2 separate regions of the Homo sapiens genome follow, and region 1 is linked to region 2. Evidence: read pairs that join two places in POLR2A ChIA-PET (ENCODE). Cell type or tissue: A673. All regions are shown on one strand. Each heading gives the region's core, and the rest is flanking DNA. Links, peaks and the distances in the headings are about the cores only. Region 1 holds the start of LOC107983998 (a long non-coding RNA gene). Region 2 has its middle 7.8 kb from the start of ZNF579.

Region 1 (5,370 bases), core at 112-5,111, 64 kb after region 2:
CTCTATGGCCTTGGCGTTACCACCTAACCAATAGGGATACGGTACTCCATTTTCTTGCCATGGAGCAAATCAAGAGTTAGGGCCTGACTGTCTTCAACTGTCTCATGAGTTGAAGAATTTCAGCCCTCTGCCTTTGCTCTGTAGCAACAGACAAATCACTAGACCTTTCTGATTTCAGGTCCTATTTGTAGAAAGACTTTGTACTGTCTTTCCTACTCTAGAAAGTCTTTCCTGGCCGGGTACGGTGGCACACGCCTGTAATCCCAGCACTTTGGGAGGCCGAGGTGGGTGGATCACTTGAGGTCAGGAGTTCAAGACCAGCCTGGCCAACATGGTGAAATCCCCATCTCTACTAAAAGTACAAAAATTAGCCGAGGGTGGTGGTGTGTACCTGTAATCCCAGCTACTCGGGAGGCTGAGGCAGGAGAATAGCTTGAACCCGGGAGGTGGAGGTTGCAGCGAGCCGAGATCACACACTGCACTCCAGCCTGGGCAACAGAGCGTGACTCCGTCTCAAAAAAAAAAAAAAAAAAAAAAAAGAAAGAAAAGTCCTTTTTTTTTTTTTTTTTTGACAAAAGCCATCTCTGTTGTATTCCCTCCCTCAGCATCCGGCACGGCGCCAAATAGTGATTTCATTTTAACTTTTGTGTAGTGTGTGTGTGGAGTAGCAAGGTGCGCGACGCAGGAACCTTTCTCTTGTGGGTGCGTTTCTGGCCCGAGTGCTTTCCTGCTGCTCTCCGAATCCGGAAGCTGCTGGAGAAGTCGGAGCATCCCGGAAGTCGTCACTGCGGCCGCTTCCGGACGTGAAAGTTTGCTGCGTAGGGATAGGGAGACCGGGCCGGATTGCGGGGAGTGAGCAGGTTCAGCAGTGACGGCATTCTTAAGAGTCCTGCCCAAGTGAGGGACTTGGGGTGTGGGACAGAGTGGCCCCCAGGGCAGTGGGCGTTGGAAACTGAGAGGCCCTGCGAAGGAGGCTTGGGGAGGGGCTACGGTGACCAGGGGACGAGGTATAGGAAGAGGAGGGCGGAAAGCCTTGAGGGTGGGCTTCTTGGATCCCAATTGCCCCAGAGGCACAGGCCTGGGCATCACTGTATTATTTCCCGAGGGGAGAAGGGGCTATTTCCCATGGGAAGACAAAGTGGGATGAATAGTGGACCTTGAGAAGAGGGGGTGGCCAGGAAAAGGTTCCTGAAGGAGGCAGGACCCAGACTGCAGGCTGGGGAGGGTTTGGGCAGCCAGAGGGAGGTGAGGGTGCTGGAGCGGGGGTCAATCGGTCACTCCGGCCGGAGATCTGAGTGGCCTCTGCCCCCTCTGCGCTGTGGAGTGCATCTGATTGCCAGCCTCGCTGGACCGTTGAGAGGATTCATCGAGACCCTGGATATGAATATGCAGTGTGAACTGAAGTTTGGGGACATGAGTAATCAGTCACAGTGGCCCAAGATTTGAGGTGTAAATGGAGAAGTCAGAATGATTCGCTGCAGCTGTCTGGAACAGGTTGGGTGAGGGCAAGGGTGGGAAAGGTGGCTGAGGCCAGGTTGTGAGAGGCCTTTCATGGCAGGCTGAGGGGGTTATACTATAGGGAGGATTTTAAAAAGAGGAGCTGGTGGACTGGTGAGCAGGGCATATAGGTGACACCTAGCCAACTTGAGAGGTCAGAATACATGATTCCAGAAGGCTAAGGAGAAGGCTGCCAGTAGAGGAAAGGGGAAGAATTCCCAGGGCGAGGAAAACACATAAGCCTTTGCGTGTGGAGCTGTGTAAATTCAAGGTCTGGCCAGGGGGCTGTGAGATGCCGTGTGTGCTTGGAGCACAGGAATGAGAAGTGAGGTGAGGAAGTGGCTGGGCCACCTCACAAAGGGCCTCAAATTCTAGGCTGAGAAACTCGGACTTGGTCCTGAGGGTAAAGGGGGCCGGGAGAATGTTATGCATGGTGCTGAAGTTGCATTCAACACAGCTGTGAGAAGCATCTGTCAGGGTCAGGCCAGTGTGGGAGGGGAACTGGAGGCCAGGGTACCAGATATGGTGGTCCAGGTGAGAAGGAAGGGGCCAGAACTTGGCTTGGAGAACGGAGGTCAGTGCCCTCAGGGGGTGGAGGTGATGGAACTTGGTGCTTGTCTGGCTTTGGGGAGTGAGGGAGTGGGTGGAAATGGGGACGTCCAAAGTTCTAGATGGTGTGGCAAGAATTTTGTCTAGATGGTGTGGCTTCCTCATGATCATGTCTTGGGGTTGAGCAGGGGTTCTCTTTGGTGGGGAGCTGGGTAGGGAGGTAATGCTTCACTTTTGGATGGGGCGATCAAATTCATTCATGTATTCATTCAACCAATATCGAATTGATTCCTTACCGTTTCCTGAAAGACCTTTGATAGATTCTGAGGGTAGAATGTTGACCAGGATGGAGCTGGGCCTTGGAGAGTGGGGAAGGCAGGCAGTAACACAGCAGGCAGTAGATCAACGAGGCCATATCATGGATTGTGCTGTGGGATGTGAAGGAAATGAACAGACGGAGGACGCAGAGCAGGGCACCTGGAGCTACCACGGTCACTAAAAGCTGCTATGACCAAGTGTTCTGTGAGCTGAAACCTGAAGGCCAGGAAGGAGTCACTCTTGTGAGGGGCTGAAAGGAACATCACAGAGAGGGGAGGAGCTAGCACAAAAGCTCTCCAGATGGGAGAGGCTGGTGCACTGGGCAAGGGAAAGCCAGCACCATGGTGCCCAGAAGGGAAGGCAGCTGGGGGGCCAGTCTACGCAGGGCCTTGCAGAGTGTCTGGGTTTACTCTAAGGGCAGAGGGGAAGGTTTTGATCATGACGCACTGCAGTCTGAAACTCCTGGGCTCAGGCAATCCTGTCTCAGCTTCCTGGGTAGTTGGGACTGTAGGCAGGCACCACCACCTCTGCCTAATTATTATTATCATTTTTTTTGGAGAGACAGGGTCTCAATATGTTGCTGTGTCTCAGAGGGGAAGGTTTTAAGTCAGGGAATGATTCTGTGAGCTTAAAAAATCACTTGGAAATTGCCATAGGGAAGGGAGGGAGAAGGCCAGGCATGGTGGCTCACGCCTATAATCCCAGGACTTTGGGAGGCTGAGGCAGGCGGATCGCTTGAGGCCAGGAGTTCGAGACCAGTCTGGGCAACAGGGTGAAACCCTGTCTCTTCTAAAATTACAAAAAATTAGCCGGCCATGGTGGTGCGCGCCTGTAATCCCAGCTACTCAGGAGGCTGAGGCGGGAGAATCGCTTGAACCTGGGAGGTGGAGGCTGCAGTGAGCTGAGATCGTGCCACTGTACTCAAGCCTGGGCGACAGAGTGAGACTCTGTCTGAAAAAAGACACAGCAACAAAAAAAACGAGAGGGGAGGGAGAGAGTGATGGAGGCGGAGGCTGCTGCTGCTATAAGCTGGGCGTAAGTGGTGGTGGTTTGCGCTGGGGTGGCAGCGGCGATGGTGGGATTACAGGGAAGTGTGTGGCTTGCTGACAGGGGTCATGTGCACTGACCTGGTGTGGGCAGAGGCAGGTGCTATCCTGGCCATCCCGCCTGCGGATGTGTGACCTCAGGCCAATCACACGATCTCTTTGAGCTCTGCTTCCCTCATCTGTAAAACAGGGATCCTCATGGTGCTTTCCTTGTAGCTCTGCCCTGAGGATGCTGTGCGTTTAGCAATGGCTGTTCCCGAGTGAGGGCTCAATAAATGTTGCTTATTGTTGTCATTATTTCTGGGGATAGCAGTGGGGGTGGGGGTTGTGGCCACTACAGTGCCACTAGTTATATGGTCTGAAACTCAAGAGAGGGATTGTGTTAGTTTCATTGTGTCTCTATGAGTGAATACCTGAGGCTGGGTAATTTATAAACAAAAGAAGCTTAATTGGTTTACGGTTCTGCAGGCTATACAGGACGTGTGGTCCTGGCAGCTGCTTCTGGCGAGGGCTTCAGGAAGCTTACAATCATGGTGAAAGGTAAAGGGGTAGTTGGCATATCTCATGGTGGGGGGAAAAGACTGGCAGGAGGTGACACGCTTTTTTGTTTGTTTGTTTGTTTGTTTGTTTAGATGGAGTCTTGCTCTGTTGCCAGGCTGGAGTGCAGTGGCACAATCTCGGTTCACTGCAACCTCTGCATCCCGGGTTCAAGTGATTCTCCTGCCTCAGCCTCCCAAGTAGCTGGGACTACAGGCGCCTGCCACCACGCCCAGCTAATTTTTGTGTTTTTAGTAGAGACCAGGTTACACCGTGTTGGCCAGGATGGTCTTGATCTTGACCTCGTAATCTGCCCGCCTCGCCCTCCCAAAGTGTTGGGATTACAGGCGTGAGCCACCACGCTCAGCCTGACATGCTCTTTTAAACAACTAGATCTCATGTGAACTCAGCGAGATCTCACTCATTACCTCGAGGATGGCACCAAGCCATTCATGAAGGATCCACCCCCATGATCCAAATGCCTCCCACCAAGCCCCGTCTCCAACACTGGGGATTACATTTCAACATGAGATTTGGAGGAGGCCAGGTGTGGTGGCTCAACCCTGTAATCCCAGCACTTTGGGAGGCTGAGGCAGGTGGATCACCTGAGGTCAGGAGTTGGAGACCAGGTGGCTAATATGGTGAAACCTGTCTCTACCAAAAATATAAAATTGTTATATTTTATATAATACAGCTGGGCGTGGTAGTGCATACCTGTAATCTCAGCTATTTGGGAGGTGGAAACAGGAGAATCACCTGAGCCCGGGAGTTGGAGGTTGCAGTGAGCCTAGAATTGCGCCACTGCACTTTAGCCTGGGCAACAGAGCAAGACTCCATCTCCAAAAAAAAAAAAAAAAAAGAAAAAAAAAAGATTTGGAGGGGACAGACATCTTAACTATATCAGGGATCTTGGCAAGACACTCAGGTTGGATAATTGTCTAAGTAGACCAGGGGTTCTCAGCTAGGAGCCATGTTGCCTCCTAGAGGACACGGGCAATGTGTAGAGACATTTTGGGTTGTCACAACTTGGGGTTGGGGGAGGGTGCTACTGCCATCTGGTGGGTGGAGGCCAAGGATGCTGCTCAACACTCTACAGTGCACAGGATGGGCCCCCACAACAAAGAGTGGTCCGGCTCAAAATGTGTGGTGGCCCACGCCTGTAGTCCCAGCTGTTTGGGAGACTGAAGTGGAAGGATCACTTGTGCCTGGGAGGGTGAGGCTGCAGTGAGCCAGAAGCATGCCACTGCACTCCAGCGTGGGCGACAGAGTGAGACTCTGTCTCAAAAAATATACATACTGCCCAGTAAAATGTTTAAAAAGTACCTTGTGTCCCAAACCAAATATAACTGTGAGGCCTTTTGGGCCCTTGGGCCTCCAGTTTACAACTGGTTGACAGTGGTCTCTGGAATTGTTCCATAAGGTA
Region 2 (5,324 bases), core at 325-5,324:
GAGGATAAACAATGTGTGGTGTATCCATACAGTGGAATATTATTCAGCTGTAAAAAAGGAATGAAGAGGGTGGGTGCAATGGCTCATGCCTTTGATCCCAGCAGTTTGGGAGATCAAGGTGGGAGGATTGCTTGAGCCTAGGAGTTGAAGATCAGCTCGGGCAACATAGTGAGACCCCCATCTCTACAAGAAATAAAAATATTATCCAGGTGTCATGATGCACCCTGTGGTCCCAGCTGCTCAGGAAACTGGGGAGAGATGGATCACTTGAGGTTGAGGCTGCAGTGAGCCATGATAGCACCACTGGACTCTAGCCTGGGCAACAAAGTGAGGCCTTCTCTCAATAACAGCAACAACAACAACTAAAAAGCAATTAAGTACTGAACTGACACAATTTACAATGTGAATAGACCTTGAAGACATTATGCTAAGAGGAGGAAGGCAGTCACCAAAGCTACATATGGCATATTCCATTTATATGAAATGTCTAGAATAGGTTCATCCATAGAGACAAAATAGATTCGTGGTTGCCCAGAGCTGAGGGTGGGAATGGAAAATGACTATTAACAGGCACAGAATGTCTTTTTGAGGTGATCAAAATATTCTTTTTAAAATTTTTAATTAATTCATCAATTTATTTATTATTATTATTATTTTTTAGAGACAGGATCTTGTTCTGTGGCCTTGGCTGGAGTTCAGTGGTGTGATCATAGCTCACTGCAGCCTTCAACTCATATAGCTCACTGCAGCCTTCAACTCCTGGGCTCAAGACACCCTCCCACCTCCGTCTCCCAAGTAGCTGGGATTACAGGCACTTGCCACCACAGCCAGCTAATTTTTGTTCAATGTTTTGTAGCGACAGGGTCTTGCTTTGTTGTCCAGGCTGGTCTCAAACTCTTGGCTCCAAGTGCTCCTGCCGCCTCAGCTTCCCAAAGTGCTGGGATTACAGACCTGAGCCACCACACCCAGCCTGGAAATATTCTAAAATTGGATTGTGGTGATAGAGGCACAACTCTGTACATTTATTAAAAATTATCAAATTACGCCTGTAATCCCAGCACTTTGGGAGGCCGAGGTGGGTAGATCATGAGGTCAGGTGTTCAAGACCAGCCTGGCCAACATGGTGAAACCCCGTTCATACTAAAAATACAAAAAAAAATTAGTGAGGCGTAGTGGCAGGCACCTGTAATCCCAGCTACTTGGGTGGCTAAGGCAGAGAATTGCTTGAACCCAGGAGGCGGAGGTTGCAGTGAACCGAGATCAAGCCACTGCACTTGAGCCTGGGCAACAGAGTGAGACTCTGTCTAAAAAAAAAAAAAAAATTATCGAATTGTACGACCAAATGGATGAAGTCTATATGTAAATGGTACCTCAGTAAAGCTGTTTATGAAAAGGCAAAACGAAAACAGAGCCAATAATAGTATCTATTTTATGTGGCTGTTGTGAGGATTAAATGGGCTAATCTACGTAGTACCCTTGAAGCAGACATAGGGTGAATACTCAAGAAGTGGGTTCCTATTATTAACAAATGTGGTTGCAGGCTGGGCACGGTGGCTCACGCCTGTAATCCCAGCACTTTGGGAGGCCAAGGCGGGTGGATCACCTGAGGTCGGGAGTTCGAGACCAGCCTGACCAATATGGAGAAACCTTGTCTCTACTAAAAATACAAAATTAGCCGGGCATGGTGGTGCATGCCTGTAACCCCAGCTACTCGGGAGGCTGAGGCTGGAGAAGCACTTGAACCCAGGAGGCGGAGGTTGCGGTGAGCCGAGATCGTGCCATTGCACTCCAGCCTGGGCAACAAGAGTGAACTCCGTCTCAAAAAACAAACAAACAAGCAAAAACAAACAAATGTGGTTGCGATCGTACGTGTAAAGTGTTCAGCAAGTGAAAGACAAATGGCAGGTCGTGTTCCCTACATAACCACAACTCCTTCAATAATCACCGTCATTTGGTGACTTTATCATTCTCTGCATCTGTCCCACGCATCTGGCCTCAGTTTTCCACCTGCGCAATGAAAAAGCTGGGCTCTATCTCCAAGGCCGTCTTCTCTTTGTCAATTCTGTATTTGGTTCTGAAAATGTTTCTCTTCGAGGCGGCAGATCTGCAATGAGAAGGGTGGGCAAACCCATAGAGCCGAGGTGGGGCCCGCGGGTCCTGGAGACCAACATGTGTGTAGGAAGGGGCCTGAAAGTGGGCTGTGTGGTGGGAGCTGACGGGGAGGGTAAGATTGGCCTGGGTAAGGGTTCGAGGACCAGGTCTGCCAATTTGTAACCGTGATATCTTGGACAAGGAACTTCCTCTCTGCATCCAGAAAATGGGGAGGGTGTTTCCTGCCTCCCCGTGGAGCAGTGAGGATTCATTGAGATCATGTATATACCAGCCAGGGAGAATAATAGCTAAAAGTACCAACAGCAACAACCAACAGCAACAACTTTTTCTCTCCATTTTTTTTTTTTTTTTTTTTTTTTTTTAGCTCTGTCACCCAGGCTGGAGTGCAGTGGCATGATCTTGACTCACTGCAACCTCCACCTCCCAGGTTCAAGCAATTCTCCTGCCTTAGCCTCCCCAGTAGCTGGGATTACAGGCATACGACACCATGCTTGGCTAATTTTTGTATTTTTAGTAGAGATGGGGTTTTACCATGTTGGCTAGGCTGGCCTCGAACTCCTGACCTCAGATGATCCACCCACATCAGCCTCCCAAAGTGCTGGGATTACAGGTGTGAGCCACTGCGCCCGGCCAACAGCAACAACTACTTACCAGGCCCAAGCACTGTCTTCAGCCCTTTCCACTAAGTAACCCATTTAATATGCAAGGCTCATTTCATAGTAGTGATTACTGAAGCAGGACAAATGGCTTCTTTGCTTTAAGCCCCAATCTGGCCCTTCTATAAGTAGAGCTATGTAATTCCCTCGTTTGATGGGTTTTGTCCATGACATTGTATGGATAAGGTGTCTGGCCATGGTAGGCTCTCACTAAATAGGAGCCCACATTAAGATATGGTAATAGGGAGCCACTGATGGTTCCTGAGGAGGGAGTAGCTTTGATGTAATAAAAGCAGACTTCAGCCTCCCATCTCCCCAACACTTGACGCTTGGTTATAGTTTCTCATAGGATCTAGTTCTTTGGGGAACCAGTCTCATTTGGTAACCCTAATCTATTCGTGCCAATATTGGGTTATTGTTCATCTCCTGAGCTGGATGGTTGGTGTCAAAAGAGTGCCTAAGGGGTGTCATCAAATACTAGCCCCAACATCCAGCACTGGGCTTAAACTCAGTGATAAACAGTTGGGACAGGCCAGGTACAGTAGCTCACGACTGTAATGCCAGCACTTTGGGAGGCTGAGTGGGGAGGATCGCTTGAGGCCGGGAGTTGGAAACCAGCCTGGGCAACATAGTGAGACCTCGTCTCTACAAAAGAAAAAAGTAGGCCAGGTGCGGTGGCTCACACCTGTAATCCCAGCACTTTGGGAGGCCGAGGGGGGCGGATCACGAGGCCAGGAGTTCAAGATCAGCCTGGCCAAGATGGTGAAACCTCATCTCTACTAAAAATACAAAAAATTAGCTAGGCATGGTGGTGGGTGCCTGTAATCCCAGCTACTTGGGAGGCTGAGGCAGAGAATTGCTTGAACCCGGGAAGCAGAGGTTGCACTGAGCTGAGATCCCGCCACTGCACTCCAGCCTGGCGACAGAGCGAGACTCTGTCTTAAAATAAAATAAAATAAAATAAAATAAAATAAAATAAAATAAAATAAAATAAATAAAATAATAAAATAAAATAAAATAATAAAATAAAAATTAGCCAGGCATGGTGATACAAATTTGTAGTCCCAGCTACTCCAGAGGCTGAGGCAGGAGGATCACTTGAGCCCAAGAGATGGAGGCTGCAGTGAGCTATGATTGCGCCACTGCACTCCAGCCTGGGCAAAAAAGTGAGACCGTTTCAAAAAAAAAAAAAAAATCAAACAAACTAATCCATACAAGCCGGCACAGTGCTAAGGGCTCAGCCAAGATGTGTGAAATCATTGAAGGTGGAATTATTTGAAGCTTTCGGTGTCATCCTCTCCCACCTTGACCCTCAATCACCATCTTTCTTGCTTCTCTGCCTCCTTTGATCCATCTAGTATTGTTGACGCACTGGGGAAACAGCTTCCCTCTCAGAGCTTCAGTTTGTTGTCCTGGAAAAGGGGGAGGCTCTGCCCCTTTCTTGCTGTTTCTTGTGGGTGTGCAGGTACCTAAGTAGTCAACGTCTTTTTTTTTTTTTTTTTTTTTTTTGAGATGGAGTCTCGCTCTGTCGCCCAGGCTGCAGTGCAGTGTTGCAATCTCAGCTCACTGCAACCTCCACCTCCTGGGTTCAAGCAATTCTCCTGTCTCAGCCTCCTGAGTAGCTGGGACTACAGGCGCCCGCTGCCAAACCTGGCTAATTTTTGTATTTTTAGTAGAGACGGGGTTTCACCTTGTTGGTCAGGCTGGTCTCGAACTCCTGACCTCAAGTGATCCACCCACCTCAGCCTCCCAAAGTGCTGGGATTATAGGCATAAACCACTGCACCCCGCCCATCATTATTTGCATAGGGCAAGAGAGAACCATCGAAGGTGCTGGGGGAAAGCAGGATGTCAAGAGAAGGAAAGAGAAAGGTGTTTAAGGAAGATTAGCTGAGAGATATCCCTCTTCCTTCCACTCCTGGAACCTAAATAAACGGGTAAAAAGAAAACAACTGGGCCAGGCGCGGTGGCTCATGCCTGTAATCCCAGCACTTTGGGAGGCTGAGGTGGGTGGATCATGAGGTCAGGTGGTCACGAGATCAGGAGTTCAAGACCAGCCTGGCCAATATGGTGAAACTCCATCTCTACTAAAAACACAAAAATTAGCTGGGTGCGGTGGCAGGCGCCTGTAATCCCAGCTACTCGGGAGGCTAAGGCAGGAGAATTGCTTGAACCTGGGAGGCGGAGGTTGCAGTGAGCTGAGATCGTGCCACTGCACTCCAGCCTGGGTGACAGTGCAAGACTCCATCTCGAAAAAAAAAAAACCAAAAAAACAAAAAACCAAAAAAACCCAACAACTTGAAGATGTGTAGAAATTGAAACTTCCCACCTCACCTCCAATTACCTGCAGTTTCTAAAATATGTAGTAATGGCCAGGTGCAGTGGCTCATGCTGGTAATCCCAGCACTTTGGGAGGCTGTGGCAGGAGGCTTCCTTGATCCCAGGAGTCCAAGACCAGCCTGGGCAACATAGGGAGACACCATCTCCACAAAAAATTTAAAAATTAGTCAAGCATGGCCGGGCACAGTGGCTCACTCCTGTAATCCCAGCACTTTGG

The links. Peaks named below come from ENCODE experiments on the same cell type or tissue, not always from the same donor. Only the 100,000 strongest peaks of a DNase experiment are listed, where the experiment ranks them.
Region 1: POLR2A ChIA-PET joins it to region 2 with 13 read pairs; 18 of 35 experiments call an interaction of 5 or more read pairs at or near these places.

The regions. Positions count from the first base shown.
Region 1 is chr19:55,634,219-55,639,588 of GRCh38, forward strand. LOC107983998 (a long non-coding RNA gene) reads left to right here and starts at 785. Exons shown (of 2, transcript NR_171683.1): 1 at 785-1,494. It also overlaps a transcript of ZNF581 not described here. RefSeq lists enhancers at 740-959, 1,030-1,119 and a silencer at 1,239-1,406. In A673, for the core only: a CTCF peak has its summit at 4,998 (motif pointing left); DNase peaks (open chromatin) are centred at 733 and 4,993; H3K4me3 peaks cover 1,832 bases; H3K27ac peaks cover 1,504 bases.
Region 2 is chr19:55,570,374-55,575,697 of GRCh38, forward strand. No RefSeq gene overlaps it. Among named protein-coding and RNA genes, the nearest start is that of ZNF579, 7.8 kb to the right of the region's middle. In A673, for the core only: no CTCF peak of the experiment used is centred there; no DNase peak of the experiment used is centred there.